Regions from separate parts of the Homo sapiens genome. Here region 2 is linked to region 1. Evidence: read pairs that join two places in POLR2A ChIA-PET (ENCODE). Cell type or tissue: PC-9. All regions are shown on one strand. Links, peaks and the distances in the headings refer to the core of each region. The heading gives the core; the rest is flanking DNA.

Region 1 (8,213 bases), core at 2,953-5,452:
GAAATACATTCATATCCTCCCAAGAAGCCCCAGTTAGATCTCTCATTCAATATGGAAGCAGTTCAGTGTTCAGAATCTCACTATCTGTCTCAGGTCTAGATGTGAATTAGACTGCTTGGATGCAGCTTTTTCTCAATCTGGAAGTTTGTGAACTAATAATTCAAGTTATCTGCCACCATCACTGCCCTCGCCCAACCCCAGATATCATAGTGTGAAAGCGATGAGATAACTGTAAGAGATACTCCCATTCCCAAGGGGAGGAGATTGAAGGCACATGGCAGGCACAGATCCTTAGCAATTCTGAAATCCAGCCAGGCACACATTGCCAGTCCCCACGACTCCAGAGGCAGGACTGTTTCTCGATGAAGGCCTGTTTCTGCTCCCTGCAAATGGTTACTTAATTCGCTGTTATTTGGCTGTTGGCTCCATCCTGAGACCGTTTCCCTTTTCCATGACAAATGGTTCATTTTTGCAGCTGAGTAATTCCTCAGTTGGCGTCTCATGGTAAGTTGGGGATCCAGAGGTCTCTCTTCATTTTGAATTGCCTTGGTTCCTTTAGTCTGTGTACAACTTCTTTAAAGAAGTGGGTTTTCTATATATTAAATTATAGCCTATTCCATTAGACAAGTCACACACACATCTACACATCTCTTGGAGCAAGATCTCTATGCTTTGTGAGGTCTTATAACAGGTCTTACAGCCGCACCCTCAATTTAATTTTGTAGACTAAGGTCACATTTTGCCAGCAGCTTCCTGACACCATTTCTTACATTGAGAACCCCTGGGGAGAGAGTTTTATTTTCCGTCCCAGCAATCCATAGTCCAGAACTATTAACTCTAAATTCTCCTTGGAAATGGAATTGCTCTTCCTTTGGTTCATCTCTCCTTCCCATATTTTATCATAGGCAGCTAAAATAAACAAATTAGCCCCTTCGGCATTCAACTTGGAGATTTCCTTTAGCCACATCAAGTTTTCTATCTTCCGTGTAACTGTAGCCATCAGCTTCACTAATTGTTCCACTATCTTGAAACACAGATGACCATCTTTGCGGCCTCTAATAACAATTTCCATGCTGGCTTGCCATGCTTCCATCCTTCCCCATGGCTCAGTCTCAAAATCACCTGTGTTAGGCCGGGCGCGGTGGCTCACGCCTGTAATCCCAGCACTTTGGGAGGCCGAGGCGGGCAGATCACGATGTCAGGAGATCGAGACCATCTTGGCTAACACGGTGAAACCCCGTCTCTACTAAAAATACTAAAAATTAGCCGGGCGCGGTGGCGGGCGCCTGTAATCCCACCTACTCGGGAGGCTGAGGCAGCAGAATGGCATGAACCCGGGAGGCGGAGCTTGTAGTGAGACGAGATAGCGTCACTGCAGTCCGGCCTGGGCGAAAGAGCGAGACTCCGTCTCTAAAAAAAAAAAAAAATCACCTGTGTTAGGCTTCTGTTACAGCAGCACCCCACTTCCAAAGATTAATTTCTGTTTTAGTTTCTGTTTTTAGAAAAAAATCACCCCAAAATGTAATGGCTAAAAATAACTTTTTTCTTCCCTGAGACAGAGTCTCACTCAGTTGCCCAGGCTGGAGTGCAGTGGCGTGATCTGGTCTCACTGCAACCTTGGGCTCCCAGGTTCAAGTGTTTCTCATGCCTCAGCCTCCTGAGTAGCTGGGATTACAGGTGTGTGCCATTTCGCCTGGCTAATTTTTGTGTTTTTTTGTAGAGACAGGGTTTTGCCATGTTGGATAGGCTGGTCTCGAACTCCTGAGCTCAAAGCAATCTGCCTGCCTCGGCCTCCCAAAAGTGTTGGGATTAGAGGCATGAGCCACCGTGCCCCGCCCATGTTTTTAATGTATCATGAATGAACAAATAAATAAATGAATGAATGAAGTAACTAAATATTACTGTAAAGGAATTTATAAGTAAACACATTTACATTTACAGAAGCTATGTTTAAGTTTTAAGCAACTCTTGACTATTAATAACCAGGAATAATTAAAATTTGGAGGGGGAACTGGTCTTAACATTGGATATAGCTTGCTGAAATATTTAAAAATATGATATATTTAGGATTTGCTTCCAAATAATTTGGAGAAGTGGGAAAAATGGGTTGAGGTATAGATGAAATGAGATTGACTTACTATGAGTTGACAATTATTTAAATTGGGCTAAAGCTACATGAAGGCTCATACTCTTCTGTTCATTTTCATACATTTGAAATTTTTATAATAAAAAGTTTAAAAATTACATGTAGAATATTAAGGGACTGAAGCGCATTAGAAGGGTTGTGAATATTTTTTGCAATTATTAATTTATTAACATTCCCACTTTTCCTACTTTTCAAACGAGATTTCTATCTTCATACGATGGAAGGGAGGTATTTTAAAAGATCATCTGGAAACTTCTTTTTTATTATCTTCATTGACTAGTCAACCTGAGCATTATTTCAATGTTTCATTTAACGTGCAGTTGACCCCATTTTAAGATATTCCTGGAACTCTGGATGCATATCAAATTTTTGTAGCGCAAATCATTTCCCAATTGATTTTCATTCCATTTTGAAGACATGCTCTCATACCTCCTGTTGACTTCCCAGTCTGCTAATTATAGCTCAAGGCAGGAGATGGGAAGTGCAGAAGCTCATATAAGCCCTGGCATTTTGCCTTAATCTGAGGCTCAAGGCAGGTATCTGATGCAATGAGTTTTATGTTCTCTGCCTAGATCAAGAAGAAGCCAGGAAGGGCAGGAGTTTGCTCCAGCAGATGCCTTCCTCAAGCTGACAGCTGCTTCGCTGGCTCTGATAATCAGTCTGAGGAGTTGCTCAACTGCTGGTAGAATTCAATGAATAAGGGGCTTTTAATTATTACACATCTTCCATACACATCTTAATGCTGGGGAACATAAAAGAAATATAACTTGGTGCCTGGTATCAAAGAACCTAAAGACTTAAAGGGCCCAGGAACAAGTACAGCATTACAGCATAATCTAATATTCTCTACCCAAGGCAACACTGGATCTAGAAGAAAACCAATATAAGGCTGAGTGTATATCCTGGGCATTTGTTTAAAGAATCAGGACTATGGGCCCAAATCATTTAGTGATAAAGTCCTGCTCCTGAGTGAGCAATGGAATAGATGATGGAGTTGTTTGTGCAGAAGACCAGGCAGCTAGTTTTTGGCAGGCCAGAATGCTGCTCTTACCCTCCTAAATACCCCTAGAGTTATAACTAGGGAAATCCATTCAAGAAGAAATATTTTGTGGCATTTCTGCTCCTGGAGTAGAGACAAGGAGCCAACTGTGAATTTGTTTCAATGGAATTCTCTTTGTTAGGGGATTTGTCCTCATCCACAGTTCATACACACACCGCATAAAATGCTGTCTGATTACAAAAGGTGGTTGGAGAAAGGTCAAGAAATAAGAATGCAGGAGATCTGGTTTCTAGTTCCAAACGTAAAGAGCTTGGAAATTGCAACTTCATCCTATAACAAGTAAATAGCTAAACACATTGAAAAATTAGCTACTATTCTTGGATCCATAGGAGAGATGAAGACACAGGACACACTGCTGCTCCTAAGATTGGAGAGATAAACAGGTGGGTACAGGGAGTCATGGCTTACCAGGCGGAGACTCATGAGTGGAAACCACCACTGGAGCCAGTGCCAAGTTAGGAACACCTGAACTGTAATTGATGAATTGCTGGAGAGTCAGTGTGAACAAAACCTGAGAGTTAAAAATAACTCCAGGGGAACCCAGTCATAGGGGGACCCTCATGCTTTTATGAGTTTTATCTCTAGGAGCTCACCAGGTTATTACAGTAAATACTAGAGAAAAATCTCTTTGTGCTTCCGGGAAGGGATGGGAGGGAAGGAAGCATTTTGAAATATTCCAGAGCGCTCTGTTCTTCTTAACATATTCTGCTCTCAGGAGAAACCATTTAACTAGAGCCTAACCTGCTGGGGCTGCTGGGGTTTTATCAGAACATAACTGAGAAAAGGGACATATCTAACTCCAGTCTACTCCAGACATCGTGTTTCACCTAAGGGCAGGGGTAGAGGGGGAACTGAGAAGTACCTGTGAGGTTCACAGTCCAGAGGCATAGGCTCACCAAAAGACTGAGACCTAATCACAGGACTACACAATGCTTTCCTTTCCCCTGCACCACATCACCACATTATTATTTTATTTATTTATTTTTTTGAGATGAGGTCTCAGTCGCCCAGGCTCGAGTGCAGTGGTGCGATCTCGGATCACTGCAAGCTCCGCCTCCTAGATTCATGCCATTCTCCTGACTAAGCCTCCCTGGTAGCTGGGGCTGCAGGCACCTGCCACCACACCCAGCTAATTTTTTTTTTTTTGTATTTTTAGTGGAGACAGGGTTTCACCATGTTAACCAGGATGGTCTCGATCTCCTGACCTTGTGATCCTCCCACCTCAGCCTCTCAAAGTGCTGGGATTACAGGCATGAGCCACCGTGCCTGGAGCACATCACCACATTAGTAAGGCCTATTTACAGCTGTTCATTTTGCCATTTACATCATATACAGTTATGAAGAAAATAATTACACCAGCCTGGGTAACATGATGAAACCTTCTCTCTACAAAAATTACATAAAATTAGCCAAGCATGGTGGTATGCATCAGTACCTAGCTACTCAGGAGGGTCGCTTGAGCCTGGGTTGTTGAGACTGCAGTGAACCCTCTGGCCTGGGTGACAGAGCAAGACACTGTCTTAAAAAAAGGAAAAGAAGGCTGGGCGCAGTGGCTCATGCCTATAATCCCAGCACTTTGGGAGGCCAAGGCAGGAAGATCACCTGAGGTCAGGAGTTCAAGACCAGCCTAACTAACGTGGTGAAACCCTGTCTCTACCAAAAATACAAAAATTAGCCAGGCATAGTGGCGGGCACCTGTAATTCCAGCTACTCTGGAGGCTGAGGCAGAATAATTGCTTGAACCCAGTAGGCAGAGGTTGCATTGAGCTGAAATCGTGCCATTGCACTCCAGTCTGGGCGACAGAGCAAGACTCTGTCTTAAAAAAAAAAATTATGAGGCATTCTAAAAAGCAAGCAGTACAATTTGAAGAGACAGAGTAAGCATCAGAACCAGACATAACACATAACAGGGATGTTGGAATTAACTTAAAACAACTATGATTAACAGGATAAGGCCTCTAATGGATAAAGTAGGACAACATGCAAGAACAGATGAACAATGTAAGTAGAGAGATGAAAATCCTGAAAAAAAAAAAAAAGAAATGCTAAAGATAAAAAACATTGCAACAGAAATAAAGAATGTCTTTGATGTGCTTATTAGTAGACTGAACATGACAGAAAAGAATCTCTGGGCTTGAGGATATCTCAACAGAAATCTCCAAACCTGAAAATTAAATGGAACAATGAATAATAATAAAAAAGAACAGAATATCTAAGGACTAAAGGACAGCTACAAAGGTATAGCATATATACAAAGGGAAAACTAAAAGGAGAAGAAAGAGAAAAAGAATGGAAGAAATCTGTGAAACAATAATGACTGAGAATTTCCCCAAATTAATGTTAGACACTAACCCACAAATCAAGGAAGCTCAGAGGACACCAAGCAGAATAAATGCCAAAAAAAAAAAAAAAAAAAAAAAAATCCAAGTCCCCAAACAAACACAAATGACAAGTAGGCATATTATTTTCAAACTACAAAAAATCAAAGAAACAAATCCTGGAAAAGCCAGATGGAAAATAAGGTACATATAAAGGAAGAAAAACAAGAATTACATTTGACTTCTCAGAACCGTGCAAGCAAAAAGGGAGCGGAATGAAATATTTAAGGTGTTTAAAGGGAAAAAACCTGCCCATCTAGAATTGTGTACACTGCAAAACTATTCAAAAGTGAAGGAGAGGCTGGGTGCGGTGGCTCACGCCTGTAATCCCAGCACTTTGGGAGGCCTAGGCAGGCGGATCACAAGATCAGGACTTTGAGACCAGCCTGGCTAACACAGTGAAACCCCATCTCTACTAAAAATACAAAAATTAGCCGGGTGTGGTGATGCGTGCCTGTAATCCCAGCTACTCTGGAGGCTGAGGCAGGAGAATTGCTTAAAACCTGGGGGAGGAGGTTGCAGTGAGCTGAGATCGTGCCACTGCACTCCAGCCTGGGCGACACAGCAAGACTCCTTCTCAAAAAAAAATAAAAATAAAAATAAAATAAAAGTGAAGGAAATGTAAATACTTTCTCAGACAAACAAAAATGGAAAGAATTTGTTGCCAGTAGACCTACCTTGAAAGAAATGTTAAAAGAGGTTCTTTAAAGAGGAGAAAAATAATATAGGTCAGACACTTGGATCTACGTAAAGAGCCCTGAAGAGGAATTTGTGAAGATAAAATAAAAACTTTTATTTTTCTTATTCTTAATTGATCTAACAGATAAACAGGGTCTACATAAAGAAAGGAAGTGCATTGAAGAGGAATTTGTGAAGATAAAATAAAAACCTTTATTTTTCTTCTTCTTTATTGACCTAAAATATAAGTTCAAAGTAACAACAATGTATTCAATTATATATACTTATGCATATATTTATATGTATGTGTATCTATATATCTTGAGGAAAAAACAAATATAGGCTAGGCATGGTGGCTCACACCTGTAATCCCAGCACTCTGGGAGGCTGAGGCTGGTAGATCATTTAAGCCCAGGGGTGTGAGACAAGCCTGGGCAACACAGTGAGATTTCGTCTCTAGTGGTGCATGCCTATGGTCCCAGCTACTTGGGAGGCTGAGGTGGAATGTTCAGTTGAGCCTGGGAGGTTGGGACTGCAGCGAGCCATGGTTATGCCACTGTACTGCAGCCTGGGTGACAGAACGAGACTTTGTTTAAAAAACAAAAAACCCAAATATATATATAAACACGTACATATATATGTATATACATACATATACAGGTATATATGTATGTACATACAAGCACTTATATATAAGTGAAATACTGGTACAAGAAATAGGAGGGAGAAATTAGGAATATTTTGTTATTATCAGATACTTCTAATATCTGTGAAGTCATATAGTGTTATTTGAATGCAGCCTTGAATTAGTTGTAAATGTGTATCGCAAACTTGAGGGCAACCACTGAAGGAGCTTAAAAAGAAGTATAGCTAATATGCTAAGAAAGAAGAGAAAAAGGAATCATATAAAATGCTCAATTAAAGCCATAAGAGACAGAAAAAGAGTGAAGGCAAAAATAGGAAGAAAGAACAGGGGCAAAAAATAGAGAATGAAATAAATATGGCAAGTATTAATCCAACTATATCATTGATCACTTTGAATGTCTGTGGTCTAAATGCACCAATTAAAAGACAGAGATTGTTAGAGTGGATCAAAAAATGAGACCCAACTATATGTTTTCTGCAAGAAAACCATATTAAATATAAAGACACATATAGATTAATAGTAAATGGATGAAGTAAAATATGCCATGCCAACATAAATCAAAAGAAATCAGGAGTTACTGTATTAATTTTAAAGCAGATTTCAAAGCAAGGAAAATGATCAGGAATAAAGAAAGACATTGCTTAATGATAAAGGAGTCAGTTGTCCAAGGAGCCATAATAATCTTTAATATGTATGTGCCTAACAACAATTAAACTATGTGAGGCAAAAACTAATAGAACTGCAAGGAGAAATAGATGAATACATTATTGTAGTTGGAGACTTCAGCACTCCTCTATCAGAAGTGAACAGATCCCGCAGGCACCAAATCAGTAAGGACAGAGTAGAACACCATCAATCAACTGGATATAATGAAAATCTGTAGAGCACTTCATCCAACAACAGCAGAATACAGATTCTTCTCAAGCTTACGTAGAACGTTTACCAAGCTAGACCACATTCTGAGTCATAAAACACACCTTAACAAATTTAGAAGAATAGAAATAATACAATGTTTGCTCTTAGACCACAATAGAATTAAACTAGAAATTAAAAAAAAAAGAAAGAAAGAGGCTAGATGAAGTGGTTCACATCTATAAACCCAGCACTTTGGGAGGCTGAGGCAGGCAGCTTGCTTGAAGCCAGGAGTTTAAGACCAGCCTGGGAAATGCAGTGAGACCGCTACAAAAAAATTTAAAAATTAGCCAGGCTCCTATAGTCCCAGCTACTTGGGAGGCTGAGGCAGGAGGATCACTTGATCATCCAGAAGTTTGAGGCTGCAGTGAGCTGTGATCACATCACCGCACT
Region 2 (3,376 bases), core at 743-3,242, 200 kb before region 1:
TCAGCATCTGTTAGGTTGTCCCTATATTGGAAGTATAAAAAGCCATCATCCATGTCTTAAGTAGTTAAAATGATTGTCAAAGATTCTGTGATCATTGGGAAAAAAATCTACATTACATCAATAAAAAAATTTATTGTCTTTGACCAAAGGCTATTTCAACATGCAAAGATTCAATCATGGGTAGGCAGACTGGTATATTTAGAGTACCTTACGGAGTTTAAGGTTTTGTGAAAAGGTATAACATGTCTGATTTGATATTTTAGTTTGTCACTATGTCTAGGATAATGTCCAACACATATAGGTACTCAAAAATATTTGTTGAATGAATAAATATCAGAGCGCTTCATAGATTATTTCATTGTATTATTTTGCCATGTTATTATAAGAGTAATAGAGTTACACATACATACATCTTTGTGAATCAGATAGTACATTTTCTAGAATTGGTCTTAAGCCAGGAGTAGAGTACTCCATGCATGAATGTGAAGGGCAGAATGAAAGATGGTGTAAGAACTTTATAATGAAAAGCTTAATGGTTTAGGAATTACATATCTATTAGTAATGGTATCTGTTTTTCGTAATATACAGTCATGGGCCTGTCCTGAAAAAGGTAATAGTAAAGATTTGTCTGAGCTTAGGAGAGGTACAATAAATCAGATTGGACGGTTAATGAGTATTAAAAAAAACAGAAAGAATGAATAAGACCTAGTATTTAATAGCTTAACAGGTGACTACAGTCAATAATAATTTAATTGTACATTTAAAAACAACCAGAAGACTATAATTGGATTGTTTGTAACAAAAAGGATAAAGGCTTGTGAGGATGGATACCCCATTTTACATGATGTGATTATTATGCCTTGCATGCCTGTATCAAAACCTCTCATGTACCCCACAAACATATATACCTACTAGGGACCCACAGAAATTAAAATTAAAAAAAATCAGATTGAACACCCTTACCCCAGTCATTTATATTATTCTAATTATTTGCATTTAATATAACCAGTCTATCAGATCAAGAATTTTGTTCAAATATTTAATAATAAAATTACTGTTTATTTAATGCGACATGAGCTCAGGCTAGTCAGAAGACCAGTTCTTACTGTACCGTAGCTAAAGAAAACATAATTTTGATACATGGCTCTAAGGGAATGCTTCAGTTTTTTTCCCCCTAAATATATGATTTTGGCTACCTGAAAATGACATCAGCCACAGTGAAAGAACTGTGATTTTGCTCATGTAAGGCTTGCCATAATACTGAGGTATGCAACAGCGCAATTCTACAGAATTTTATAGTGTCTTCAGCTTTGCAGTCTGTACGTCACTCTATGAAGACTGAAGCTTCTGTGCCATGAAGTACTTGAATTGCTGATTTGTTTTGGAAGGATTTGAGAACAGAAAATATCTGTAAAAGTGCTTGGCATATATCAGGCACAAAATATCATAGCCAAAAATTAGGAGGCTAATGAACACATTAAAAAATTACGAGTATGTTTCAAACAGAAGACTAAAGGAAGACTTTATAAGACTATATGGAAGGAAAAATGGAAGGGGATTTGAGAATAAATATGAATAATGGGAGATTTTATAAATGTATATACAGTCTAATAATAAAAAAAATCACTGAGGAGACAGAAGTTAGAATATGTTGAAAGTCATTCCGTCCTTGATCTGTGCGTGCTGGAAGTTATGTGGACATTGACCAGACTGTCAAATGCGCGTTTAACGTAATACCCTTATTATTGAGTCCTTTATATTTTACAAATAATTTATATTTTAAAAATAGAGTACTATAGAAATTAACATTTTATTACATTTTAATAACAAACTACAAGAATTCTCCAAGACTTCTAATTCAGCCTAAAAATAAAAATCTACCATTTGTGGCTACATAAAATTAAAAACCTATTAAAATTAAGACGCAATTAAAAGGGTAGTATCTAGAGTCAAGTAATTTTGAATATTATCAAGTCATTTAAAAAACGAAACAGCAGAGTTAGGATTTTTAAAGTCCTGGGCAATAAAAATCCTAGTATTCTTATAGTTTATGGATCACTATACTGTTATGAATCCATCTGAGACATGACTTCAAAATGAAAATTCGTAGTTAAAGTGTTTCCAGATTAAAATTGTGAAAGCCATCAGCACATACTGAGGGGTTGGTCTTTTCCACTGTGTTCTTCTAGATTCATGGTTTACATAATAGGTCCTTCCAAGGATATCCTGCCTCTCTTCCCACCCTGGAGGTAGAGGAGAAGGTTCTTGTTGTTGCTGCAAATGGCAAGCAGCATCTGGTTGGTCCAAAACAACCCAGCCAGGCTGAAAAACAGGATGGCAGCAATTAAGTTTACGCATGATTTTTTTAACTTTCTAAATTATATGCTAAAGGAAATTTAAAAAGAGATTTATTATATCAAGTTTTAGAAATTATGCATAGACAGAATAAACAATCCTCAACTTTTAAGACCATAATGTAAATACTTTATGATAATGAAGACTCTTTTTGCAAAAATGATAACCATTTAAATTTTGTTTAAAATTGTCTAAAAATTTTTCAAAAAAAACTTTAAAGGCACAAGCCTGTAAAGTTTCCACCAGGTTCTTCCTGGGTGACAGAACCAGATCCCATCTCAAAACAACAATAAAACAGAACTTTAAAACAAATCTATTTAAAATTTTCATAACAAAAAAGTAATAAAAGTATGTGAGGTGATTTAATGAGATTAATTAGCCTGATTTAATCATTTTGCATTGTAAGTATATATCAAAACATCACATTGTCCTCCATAAATATATACAATTATTGTCAATCAAAAATAAAATTTTAAAAAATCTAATAGAAAAAAAGGACAAAAAATCGTTTAAATAAACAACCACGGAAAGTTGGAAAGTACTGAGAAATTGAGAAGTATAGTTTAAACTACTAGTGTAATCTTAGGCTGTTCTCTAAATTATCAACTGAATGAAGGGCAAGGATTATTTCTTATTGGTCATTGTCTTTCCTACAGAGAAAGCACCTTGCTTACGGTAGAAATCAATAACTATCTGACACATGGAAAAAATCATTTGATAAAGGTCAAATATACAAAGGGGCAAGATGGGGAAGGCAAATGATTTAGAAATAACTGCTACAGTGAACTCTCTAGTGATGGAAAAGTCATTCTCATTCCCTTGTCTGATTTCTCTCTTTCTCCTCTGGACCAAGGCAAGGCATTTTATCAAGTCATAAAACAGCCAAAGAAAGATTTTTAAAAAATGCACTGAGAAGTTTGGTTTCTCAGAGATTAACAAGGGGCAAAATTAACATAAAGCCTTAGGGCAGTTAAAGTAAGGAATTGATAGAAAAGAGTAGCAAGAGTTAATGCTTTTATAT

What was found. ChIA-PET counts read pairs that join two places held together with the same protein. Peaks named below come from ENCODE experiments on the same cell type or tissue, not always from the same donor. Only the 100,000 strongest peaks of a DNase experiment are listed, where the experiment ranks them.
Region 2: POLR2A ChIA-PET joins it to region 1 with 11 read pairs; 2 of 35 experiments call an interaction of 5 or more read pairs at or near these places.

Annotation. Positions count from the first base shown.
Region 1 is chr15:56,056,516-56,064,728 of GRCh38, forward strand. No RefSeq gene overlaps it. Among named protein-coding and RNA genes, the nearest start is that of NEDD4, 67 kb to the left of the region's middle. In PC-9, for the core only: no CTCF peak of the experiment used is centred there; DNase peaks (open chromatin) are centred at 3,406 and 4,236; H3K27ac peaks cover 1,290 bases.
Region 2 is chr15:55,860,758-55,864,133 of GRCh38, forward strand. NEDD4 (NEDD4 E3 ubiquitin protein ligase) reads right to left here. Exons shown (of 29, transcript NM_006154.4): 9 at 2,156-2,322; 10 at 1-21. Among named protein-coding and RNA genes, the nearest start is that of PRTG, 120 kb to the left of the region's middle. In PC-9, for the core only: no CTCF peak of the experiment used is centred there; no DNase peak of the experiment used is centred there.